Regions from separate parts of the Homo sapiens genome. Here region 2 is linked to region 1. Evidence: chromatin contacts called from ENCODE Hi-C or POLR2A ChIA-PET data. All regions are on one chromosome and are shown on one strand. The core of a region is the stretch at or near the end of the contact, and the rest is flanking DNA. Distances in the headings are between cores, read along the strand shown. Region 1 holds the start of TSPO (translocator protein). Region 2 overlaps PACSIN2 (protein kinase C and casein kinase substrate in neurons 2).

Evidence for each region. A loop is a pair of places that touch in the nucleus more often than their neighbours do. ChIA-PET counts read pairs that join two places held with the same protein, here RNA polymerase II (POLR2A). Pooled maps may share reads with other maps.
Region 2: a loop to region 1 is called in a pooled map of posterior vena cava, with 28 times the contacts of the local background. The contact joins the enhancer-like site here to the promoter of TSPO in region 1. A Hi-C loop is called at or near these places in 2 of 50 pooled maps. POLR2A ChIA-PET finds 5 or more read pairs at or near these places in 3 of 52 experiments (OCI-LY7, WTC11 and activated CD4-positive, alpha-beta T cell).

The regions. Positions count from the first base shown.
Region 1 is chr22:43,149,240-43,154,660 of GRCh38, forward strand. TSPO (translocator protein) reads left to right here and starts at 2,320. Exons shown (of 4, transcript NM_000714.6): 1 at 2,320-2,365. RefSeq lists a silencer at 2,072-2,291 and an enhancer at 2,913-3,012.
Region 2 is chr22:42,902,234-42,907,654 of GRCh38, forward strand. All of the region lies in intron 2 of PACSIN2 (protein kinase C and casein kinase substrate in neurons 2), which reads right to left. Among named protein-coding and RNA genes, the nearest start is that of ARFGAP3, 48 kb to the left of the region's middle. RefSeq lists enhancers at 2,278-2,798, 3,693-4,368. Within about 2 kb of position 3,188, at least 17 of the 41 ENCODE cell types and tissues checked have a DNase peak (open chromatin) inside an H3K27ac peak, as active enhancers do.

The DNA of each region.
Region 1 (5,421 bases), core at 1,070-3,569:
TAAATTGAGTTTTGCTTTATCACCCAGGCTGGAGTGCAGAGGTGTGATCACGACTCACTGCAGCCTCCACCTCCCGGGTTAAAGTGATTCTCATGCTTCAGCCTCCCGAGTAGCTGGGATTAAAGGTGCCCGCCACAACGCCCAGCTAATTTTTGTATTTTTAGTAGAGATGGGGTTTCACCGTGTTGGCCAGGTTGGTCTCCAACTCCTGACCTGAAGTGATCTGCCTGCCTCGGCCTCCCGAAGTGCTAGGATTACAGGCGTGAGCCACTGCAACCAGCCACATGTGTGTCTTATTTTTATTTTATTTTATTTTTTGTTTTGTTTTTTTGAGAAAGAGTCTCACTGTGTCACCCAAGCTGGAGTGCAATGGCGTGATCTTGGCTCACTGAAACCTCCACCTCCCGGTTCAAGCGATTCTCCTGTGTCAGCCTCCTGAGTAGCTGGGATTACAGGCGCCTGCCACCATGCCCAGCTAATTTTTGTATTTTTAGTAGAGACTGGGTTTCACCATGTTGGTTAGGCTGGTGGCGAACTGCTGACCTCAGGTGATCCACCGGCCTCGGCCTCACAAAGTGCTGGGATTACAGGTGTGAGCCACCACGCCCGGCTAAGAAGGGATTTTTTTTTTTTTTTTTTGAGACGGAGTCTCGCTCTGTCACCAAGCTGGAGTGCAGTGGCACCGTCTCAGCTCACTGCAACCTCTGCCTCCTGGGTTCAAGAGATTCTCCTGCCTTAGCCTTCCAAGTAGCTGGGATTACAGGCACACACCACCATGCCCAGCTAATTTTTGTATTTTTAGTAGAGATGGGGTTTCACCATGTTGGCCAGGCTGGTCTCGAACTCCTGACCTAGTGATCCACCCACCTCGGCCTCCCAAAGTGCTGGGATTACAGGCATGAGCCACCGTGCCTGGCCAGAAGGAATTTTAAAAAAGAAAAAAAAAAAAAAAAACAAAGCTGCCAGGTGCGGTGGCTCACGCCTGTAATCCTAGCACTTTAGGAGGCCGAGGCAGTGGATCACTTCAGGTCAGGAGTTCGAGACTAGCCTGGCCAACATGGTGAAACCCCATCTCTACTAAAAATACAAAAATTAGCCGGGCATGGTGGCAGGCGCCTGTAATCCCAGCTACCGGGAGGCTGAGGGAGGAGAGAATCACTTGAACCCAGGAGGCAGAGGTTGCAGTGAGCCGAGATTGTGCCATTGTACTCTAGCCTAGGAGACAAGAGCGAAACTCCGTCTCAAAAAAAAAAAAAAAGAAACCCAGAAGAAAAAGATGAATGAAGAATGGAACCAAGCCTGGGTTATCCTTGTCTTCAGGCCAACACAGTAAAAAATAGATTTATGTATGTTTGTTTTTTAATAGAGGAAGAGGCTCACAAAGGCAAAAATGCCAGGTCCTAGGAAAGCCATACTGCAGCCTGGCTGGTCCCCAAGGAGGCTCCTGGCTTCTGTGTCTGGGTAGAAGTAGCCACAGTTCTCCTTGGACCCTGCAGGATCAGTTTGGGCCAACGTGGCTGGTTCAGGCTGATGGGGCGTTGCCAGGCTGAGTTGTCTGGAGGGAGCTGGGACAGCCTTGAACTGCAGCAAGACAGCCATAGTGCCAAGGGCCTGGGGCTGGACACACCCTGCATGGGAGTGGACCTGGGCAGCTGGAGGCCACCTCTGGGCTGTGATGATGGCAGCCTCCCCTCACTGAGCGCCGAGCATCTGAGGGGTGTCCTGCCTGCATCACCGCGTTGCGGCCTCATCAGTCCCACGACTTTGTGCCCATTTTACAGATGAGGAGATGGAGGCCCAGAGAGCCAGTCAGAAAGTGGCTGGGCCAGGACTAAGAGTGCAGCGCGCTGCCTCCGTGCCCTGCGTCAACAGCTCAAGGAACTGGGGTGCTCCGGAAATGGGGCCAAGGCTGCTGGGCAGCAGGACGCTCAGGGCCTTGGCCTCAGGAGAGGTAATTCCCCACTCGGAGATCGGTCTTGTTGCTGCATTTTATAGATGGGAAAAGTGAGGCTAGAAGAGACGACAAACGACACGCCGTTGGACACACGGCAACGTTTTAGATGTTGGGTCTGGCCGGGCGGCCGTCACCGGTCACCATGGGGAGGAGGAGGAGCCGAGAGACTTGCTCGCGGCCGGGGGGAGGCAGAAGCGCGTCCCGCGGGAGAGGTGGCTTTGAGGAGTGAGCTCCCGGTCCCGCGGGGACGCGAGTGGGCCCAGTGCCCGGGCTGCCAGGCGGGGCGGGGCGGGGCCGGGCGACTGAGAGGGGCGGGGCCTGGCGGCTGGGAGGGGCGGGGCGGATGCGGGGACAGCGGCCTGGCTAACTCCTGCCAGGCAGTGCCCTTCCCGGAGCGTGCCCTCGCCGCTGGTGAGTGAGGACGGGACGCGGAGGGGGCAGCGGGAAGTGGGGGCCCGCATGGCTGCGACTCTTGGCAGCGCCGCGGGACAGAGGGAAACTGAGGCCGGAGCCGCAGACTGGACACCCGAGGGGGCGACCCGGGGCAGCACTTGGGGCTCGGCTACCGGGTCAGGGGGCGGCGGGCAGCAGAGTCTGGGCCTCCGCGGCCGGGGTTCCAGCGCGGGCCGCCTCCGGCTGGGGGTTCGGGAGGGAAAACTTGGACAACCCTGCCACGCCCAGCCCTTGGCCGCGTGGCTTCTCCTGCAGGAAGCGCGGTCCCAGGAGTGGCCGACGCTCCCTCTCCTGCCCATTCCGCGGATGGGCAATCCCAGGCGGAACTCCCTTGAGGGTCTCAGAATATCTGGGAGACCTCGGGCTCTTGATCTCCGAGACACCCCGTTTCGTAGTGGAGAACAGTCCAGATCGGGGAAGTTTATTTTGCCCAAAGCCGGTTAGAGGCCCCCTGGCCCTCGATTCCCAGTGCGGGGCTCAGGTGCGTTGCAGCCTAGACGGGTCTTACTGTGAGCCGAGCAGCCTCTGGGACCTGTCTGCTTCCCCTACCCCTTGCAAAGAAGCCGGAGCCCAGGTAGGAGAAGCGGGGGCTTCCTGCTGTGAACGCGCTGCTGGCCAGGGCAGCTGCCAGAGGCCATGGCCTGGCGTGGGCCTGGAGCCCCTCTGGCCAGCCTGCCAGGGGCCAGGGCTACGGGATACCAGCAGCGTGCCCTGGGCTGGATGGCAGGAGAGACAGGACTTGAGGCTGTCCCAGAATGGGCTCAGGCAGGGCGAGGATATCAGGGGAGGTGGTGTACAGGAAGCAGCCGCCCAGCTTGCCTGGCACACAGCAAGCCCTGCCCATGAAGGCCTACTGCCAGAACAGTGGGCGAGGCCCGGCGTCTCTGTGGAGTCGGTGGGGCCCGGGACAGGGCAGCCTGAGGCAGGTTTCCACTGGCGGTGAAAGGGGCCGTGTGGCAAGGACAGGAGAGCCAGCCTCAGCCCAGCAGGGGAAGGCGGCCCCTGAGTCTCCACCTGGCTGCTGGCAGCCCCACAGGGAGGTTCGGCGAAACTGAGGCTTGCCAAAGAAGCCTTTGTCCAGAGTCACGCAGCTGGCGCGGTGGAGCCAGGGCCAGAACCCGTGCAGGCTGATCCCAGCCTGCCTTCTCCACTGTGCCCCGAGGACCACTTTCTTTCCTGGGAGTGTGTGTGTGCACATGTGCTGTGTCCTGTCGTCTGTACACACTTGTGCCTGGCGTGAGGCAGGATGTCTGGCTGGATCTACCAGAAAGTATTCACAGCGGGTTCTCCAGCTGGGGTGAGGGGCTTGGGCTCGCAGGGAGGGAGCCTACTTTTCACTTTAGCTTGCTTTCTTCCTTTCTTCCGTCCTTCCTTCCTCCCTCCCTCCCCTCCCCTTCCCACCCCTTCTTTCTCTTTCTTCTTTCTCTTTCTTTCTTTCTTTCCTTCCTTCCTTCTTTCCTTTCTCTTTCTCTTTTTTTCTTTCTTCCCCTTCCTTCCTTCCTTTCTTGTTTTTGTTTGTTTGTTTGAGACAGGGTCTCACTCTGGTATGCAGGCTGGAGTGCAGTGATGCAATCATAGCTCACTGCAGTCTCCTGCAGAACTCCTGGGCTCAAGCGATCCTCCCACCTCAGCCTCCCAAAGTGCTGGGATTACAGGCATGAGCCACTGTTCCTGGCTTATTTGTGTTTTCTTTTTTTTTTTTTTTTTTTTTTTTTTGAGACGGAGTCTCGCTCTGTCGCCCAGGCCGGACTGCGGACTGCAGTGGCGCAATCTCGGCTCACTGCAAGCTCCGCTTCCCGGGTTCACGCCATTCTCCTGCCTCAGCCTCCCGAGTAGCTGGGACTACAGGCGCCTGCCACCGCGCCCGGCTAATTTTTTGTATTTTTAGTAGAGACGGGGTTTCACCTTGTTAGCCAGGATGGTCTCGATCTCCTGACCTCATGATCCACCCGCCTCGGCCTCCCAAAGTGCTGGGATTACAGGCGTGAGCCACCGCGCCCGGCTTATTTGTGTTTTCTTTACTTTTGATGGTGCAAACAATGCTTGGATGTGCTCTCTGTTTAAAACGGTAGTCTTTTTTATTTTTTTTTTTAACCACTAGACCACTAGGGAAGTCATTCTTAATTTCTTATTTTTATTTATATATATATTTTTTGAGACGGTGTCTCGCTCCATTGCCCAGGCTGGAGTGCAGTGGCTCCAGCTGGGCTCACTGCAACCTCCGCCTCCAGAGTTGAAGTGATTCTCCTGCCTCAGCCTGGCTAATTTTTATATTTTTAGTAGAGATGGGTTTCACCATGTCGGCCAGGCTGTTTCTTTATTTTTTACTAAAAAAAAGTTTAACCCCCGAACCTCGAAGGAAAGGGAAGTAGTCTTTCTTAACAGAACCAATTCCCCCTGGATACCCCACCCTCACCCTACCCTCTCCCAGGCCACTCGATGGCCAGGTTCGCTGTGGATTTTTCCAGACCTGTGGGCTGTTTCACTGGTTACTTTTGTAATGAAAAATGCACACAAAGGTTACGATGAGGACGATTAGCCATGAATCATTTTTAAAAAGCCTGAAAACAAGTCCCTGGGACAGTGCTGGCTTCGTTGGAGAGACAAGGCTCAGGGGAGTGGGTGCAGCTGGGGGTCGGGGTGGGGATCAGAGAAGGGACACATTCCTTATTGTGTTTCTGGGTCGCCTTCTTTTTTTTTGTTTGCTTTATTTATTTATTTATTTATTTTGAGACAGAGTCTTGCTCTGTTGCCCAGGCTGGAGTGCAGTGGCGTAATCTTGGCTCACTGCAACCTCCTCCTCTCGGGTTCAAGCAATTCTCTTGCCTTAGCCTTCTGAGTAGCTGGGATTACAGACGTGCGCCACCACACCAGGCTAGTTTTTTATTTTTAGTAGAGACGGGGTCTCACCATGTTGGCCAGGCTGGTCTCGAACTCCTGACCTGAGGTGATCTGCCTGCCTCAGCCTCCCAAAGTGCTGAGATTACAGGTGTGAGCCACCGTTCCTGGCCTTC
Region 2 (5,421 bases), core at 1,938-4,437, 250 kb before region 1:
GGCGGTAGCTGAAGACAGCTCTGAGGCAAGGCCGCTTTCTCACAGCTGAGGAAAATGCCATGAGGCCCACGGAGAGTGAGCTGGGGGCTCTGCTGCCCCAGGACGCTTCCCCCACAGATTACCCCTCCCCCTGGTGGACATGTGCTGTCACATGCCAAAATGCATCAAAATAGTGGGTTCTGAGGGCAACTACTATGCCTCTATATGTCTCCATCATCCATGCCAGGCAGAAAGAGGACACCCTATCTTCTCAGAGCCCAAACAGTGCTGGGAGCTGGGATTTCCATTCCCCCTGGAAAGGAAGGGACTGAGAAGTCGCTGAGATCTCAGAGGCATGGTCAACCAAACAACTCATGATCCTTTATCTGTCAGTTCTTTTTTTTTTGAGATGGAGTCTCGCTCTGTCTTCCAGGCTGGACAGTGGTGCATCTCAGCAGTGGCATGATCTCGGCTCACCACAACCTCTGCCTCCTGGGTTCAAGCGATTCTCCTGCCTCAGCCTCCCAAGTAGCTGGGATTACAGACATGCACCACCACGCCTGGCTAATTTTTGTATTTTTAGTAGAGACAGGGCTTCGCCATGTTGGCCAGGCTGGTCTTGAACTCCTGACCTCAAGTGATCCACCCACCTCAGCCTCCCAAAGTGTTGGGAATACAGGTGTGAGCCACCGCGCCCGGCCTATTTATCAGTTCTCAATCCTGCGAGTCACACGAGCTCTCTCCATGGTAGCTAAAAGGAATCAACTCTTAGCACGTCATCAGCCAGTAACTTCATGGCCGGCAGAAGAGCAACTCCCGGCGCTTCTGCCGCATTCCTGAGAGAGTCACATAAGCACAGCCAGCTGCAGGGCCTCACCGGGCCTTCACTGCAGCTACAAAGCTTTCAGGGAAATCCAGGGCCTGAGTTAGTTTATCCCTAAGCCAACCCACGTCCCAGGCAGCTAGAGGGGGCTCCAGGACTGAGTCCCTTCTCCTCAGGACTGTGCCCTGCAGAGTCACTACCTCTCACCCACCTTCCCTGGGGAGGGTGTGCGTGTGCCTGGCAGATGTTGTATCCTGTACACACCTGCCAGATGTCCCCATGGTGACAGCTTCAGGCAACTTTCTTCCAACCTATCCTAACCCCTATGCTGAATCTTCCTTTCCAAACGGGGATGACTGTTGATATTAGGGTTGTGAAATCTGTGATGTGTGTTTGAAAACACCAAAGAGTAACAGGGGTCCTTGAAAAACCATCTAGTCCGTGCCTTGCTTTCAGGTGCCAAACTGCAATTTCCACATCCTCATTTCTATGGGATTCCACTCGTCCTGGTCCCCAAACTTCCCACCAGCTCATCCACCACTGGGCTCCCAACTTGTCTCAGCCCTGGAATGTAGGCCCTGGGAGTTCCACACTTCGGTGCTGCCTTGAACCACAAGCTCAGACTAACACCTAACCTCACTGGGGCTCGCCATCTGCAAATGAGGTGATGCTATTTACCTTGCAGGGCCCAAGAGGGTTAGAGATTCAGAATCGCCTTGAGTCTGATCTACAATCCAGACTCGATTCTGACCCAGCACTAGTCCTGTCCTTTCCTCGGGGCCTCAATTCTGTCTCAACTTGGGGTTTTCAGTTCTTGCTCCCAACACTGACTGGCCGTATCCTCTGTTCCTGAAACCTGTATCCTCAAGTACGAAGGTGAAGAAAATGGAGCTCACTACCCTGAAAGCACCCCTTGCCGTTTGATCATTTAAAAGCATGAATCCCAGATTTCAACAATCATAAAGACACACTGAGTTACGAATCTTTAACTGAAATGTTCAAAATGACAAAATAAAAAATAGATGACACAGAAACCCAGAAATTGCAATTTTCAGATCCTAACTCCAAAGGCAGAACACATAAGATAGACAACATAGAAAGAAAGGATGTGTTTACGCAAAGCTGTGTTGAACTAACTCTTCCTCAAGGCCGTCGGCCAGGCTCCCCATGCTCTGCTCCCTTGGTGCGTGTTACACAGATGTCGAGAAGGCCCCGCGACACCCTACATGGCGTTCACATGCACAGCATATGCCGCCCTGTGTGCCATCTCCCATCCTGGAGCCCTGGGTCTCTGGGAAGACATGCACTGCTCACTTGCCTTCAGCCGAGCACCCAGCAAGTGGCAGGAATTTGGTATGTGGCTGCCGTTTTTGCTCTCCCTCACTCCTCAGGGAGGCGCCCCCACTGATGCAGGCATCACCTTGCTGGAAGAGCTGCCATGGCGAGATCACCTGCCCGGTCCCTAAGCTCGCTGAAGACCTGAGGCTTTTGGCAGAATTCCCAAGGCACCCCCTGACTGACAGGGAGTGTGAGAGACATCCAAAACTGGCTCGACCCCTAAGGTCCAAAGCCGATGATCTAGTGGGGAAACGCCAGCTGGGAAAAGCTGGAGGATCAATTCTTCCAGGAAGCCTCCCCACCTCCTTCCGTTCCCTCCTCTTCCCAGTTTGGTGCTTCCACAGCCCCCCCATACTGCACTCCAGTCTACCTCCACCCTGGCCCTAGCCCCCTGCACCCGAATCCTGGTTTACTTTATGACTCCTGTTACCCTACCAGTCCCCACTAGTGGAATGTGGGCTCCTCTCCCCATCTCTGTGCCTGGGCACCCCAGCTCCGCCCCCCTGCACTGTGCCCAGCTCAAACAATCGTTTATCCACAAATGTCTCCATGGAGCTAAGCCCACCACAGTCTAATGAGCACTACGGACCCCACCGGCTCTAAAATGAAAGGAGATTTGTTACTGAATAGAAAGGAAAAATGTGTCTCTTAAACAGTTTTAAAAAGTTATTCTGACATCACTGAGATCAAATAAGAAAATAAAATTTTATCTTCATCTACAGAAATGCACAAAAAAAATTTAAAAAATTTTATCTTCAGAAGACAAGCTTCTTGACAGCACAAAACCCCGAAGTGCTAAATTCCCTCAACGCAAAAACCAAAGAACTCTTTCTCTGCATTCAGAATGATGGCATTCACACGGGGGGAAGACAGGTCTGTCTGCACAACAGAAGGAAAGGTGACCTCATTCATCCACCTTTTCCTGTCTCCGCGTGTGCGATGCTCCCGCGTGTGGCTGCAGAAACGGTAAGTGTAGAGAGGACGCTCAGAGACCACTCGGGCTCGGGAGTCATTTAGACTTGGCCTTGCCATGCAGGTGTCCTGTGACCTCAGACAAAATAAACTCTGGGTGTCAACAGGCTCATTGGTGCCGCTGGCCCAGTGCCCAACTACCAGCAAGTGCTGTCCCTGGCCTGGGCAGCCCATCACAGAACAGCAGCAGGCCATCACTGCTGGCTGAGCCTGACCTGCGACGGTGCACCCCAAATTCTGCTTTCTTTTCCTCCACTGAAAGTGGAATTTGATTTTTCCCAGTATCGGGAATGGCTGAGCACGCAGGCCGAAGACAATGTTGTAGATGTCATACACCAAAGGGCATGAAAGAGCTGAAAACAAAAATGACAGATTCGACGGCCTGCAGCAGCCAGCCAAAATAAACTGCCCGGCTGGCTCCCTGCAGTGCTCCTGGTGGGTGGATGGGTAAAAGGGATTGGTGCTGGCCAGGGCTGGTCCCTGCCCTGTTTGCCCTAAAAGCAGGAAGCCGCCTGTGGGAACCAGGCCAATTCTGCAGCTGCTGGAACACAGCAGGAGAGGCTCCTGTGAGACCTTCAGTCATATCTACCTGACCACCCACCGCCACCCACTCCTTCAAGTATGTAAGTCCCTCCCATGTGCTGTGCATGGCACCAGGCCCTGGCAACACCAGCCAAGCAACACCTGCCAAGCTAGGGGACAGTGGCCATGGACAGGGATGGCAGCAGTGCTGAAAACTGTCCAAGGGAAATGGCAGTCACTTGTGGAACTGTCTTGTGCTGCTGCTGGCCTGTGAGCTCCAAGAGGACAAGGGACTGTCCCTGTCACACTCACCTCTGTGTCCCAGCCCCAAGCTCAGGCCAGGCATGAGCCTGACTGACTGACCAAGGGGGACAAAGGACAGCTTGGTTAAAACCCATCACATCATGAGAAAAACCTCCATTACTGGGTAGAGATTGGGCAGCAAAGGCTGCTTTCTGCTCTAATCTCAACGTCAAAGTCTGTCCAATGTTGACGTCTGTTTTCATAAGCGTCCAAGCATTGCTTAGGTTGTGTATTCTAAACTGTGAAAACCACCCATTTAAAAACACGTAATTCTGAAGAGTCACGAGATTCAGGGTCAGCCAAACATGGCCAAGACAAAGGCAGCCCACACGTCGAGGGCCCTGATCTGCCCCATAGGACGACAAAGTCTATCTGAACCACAATGGAAATGTCCACTATAGCTCAGGGGGAGGGTCACCCACCAAAGAAGGGCAGGATCTTAGGAAAACTATTTTCTCACTGGCTTAGAAGGAATTCACATGAATATAACTCATTCCTGAAAAAGGTAGGTATACAGTGCTCTGAAGAGCAGGCTGCAGCAGCCTGTTCAGAAATCCCAGAACAGCCAAATACCATCAGAAACACAACTCTCCCCAAAATAAGCATAAGAACCTTAAACGAAGATTACGCAATATACACCATGTCTACATTTTGTGTGTAACATCGGGGTAGGAAAAAGAGTTTTTGCCAAAAGAGAAAAAAAGTACCACACACAATTTTAGCCTCTTTGTGGGTGTTCTCTGTAATTCTTACAACCATCCTGGAAGTAGGAAATGAGCAATGCCATGTTACAGCCTAGGAAATGCTGGAGAGCACAGAGGAAGACTGCCCAAGCCCGCCCGGAGCAGTCAGGGAAGGCTCTTCCTTTCCCAGAGCAGCTCCCTAGGAAGGAGATGGAAGTCTGGATGGAGGAAAGAATCCTCCAAGCCACACCAGGCAGGGTCACAGATCTTTGTGGATGGGAGCCTGGGGTGGCTCAGCTTGGCTGGAGCCCAGGGCAGAGCTTCTCAGGAAGAGCCAGGGAGTCCAGCTGGCTGTCAACACATGCTCGTGTCTTGGCCATGCTAAAGAGTATGCTTCTATTTTGAAGGTGATGCAGAAAACTGAAGCTTCCCAGCAGGGCAGGGAGCCATCCAATCTGCTTTTCTAGATGGGCTATCTGGCAGTGGGGTGGAGACTGAGGAGTTGATGCCTTAATCCTTGCTCATGGTTCAGCAGATACTAGTTCAGTGAAAAGAAATAATTAATGGTAATTTTTAGAAACTTTAGTGAAACTAATGTGGGCCACTAACCTTCTAGGAGCCATATGTGAGCACGGTGGGGTGATAATTAAGCTGATGCGCACCCTGTCCCGAGGAGCCCATGGATGTGGGCACAGTGCTCCTGCAAGGCTGACACAGGCAGGCCATCACACGGAAAAGTCCGTTGGGGTCGGCGTGCGTGGAGGCGGCTGGGCAGCAGACAGAGCCAGTCACTGCTGCTGA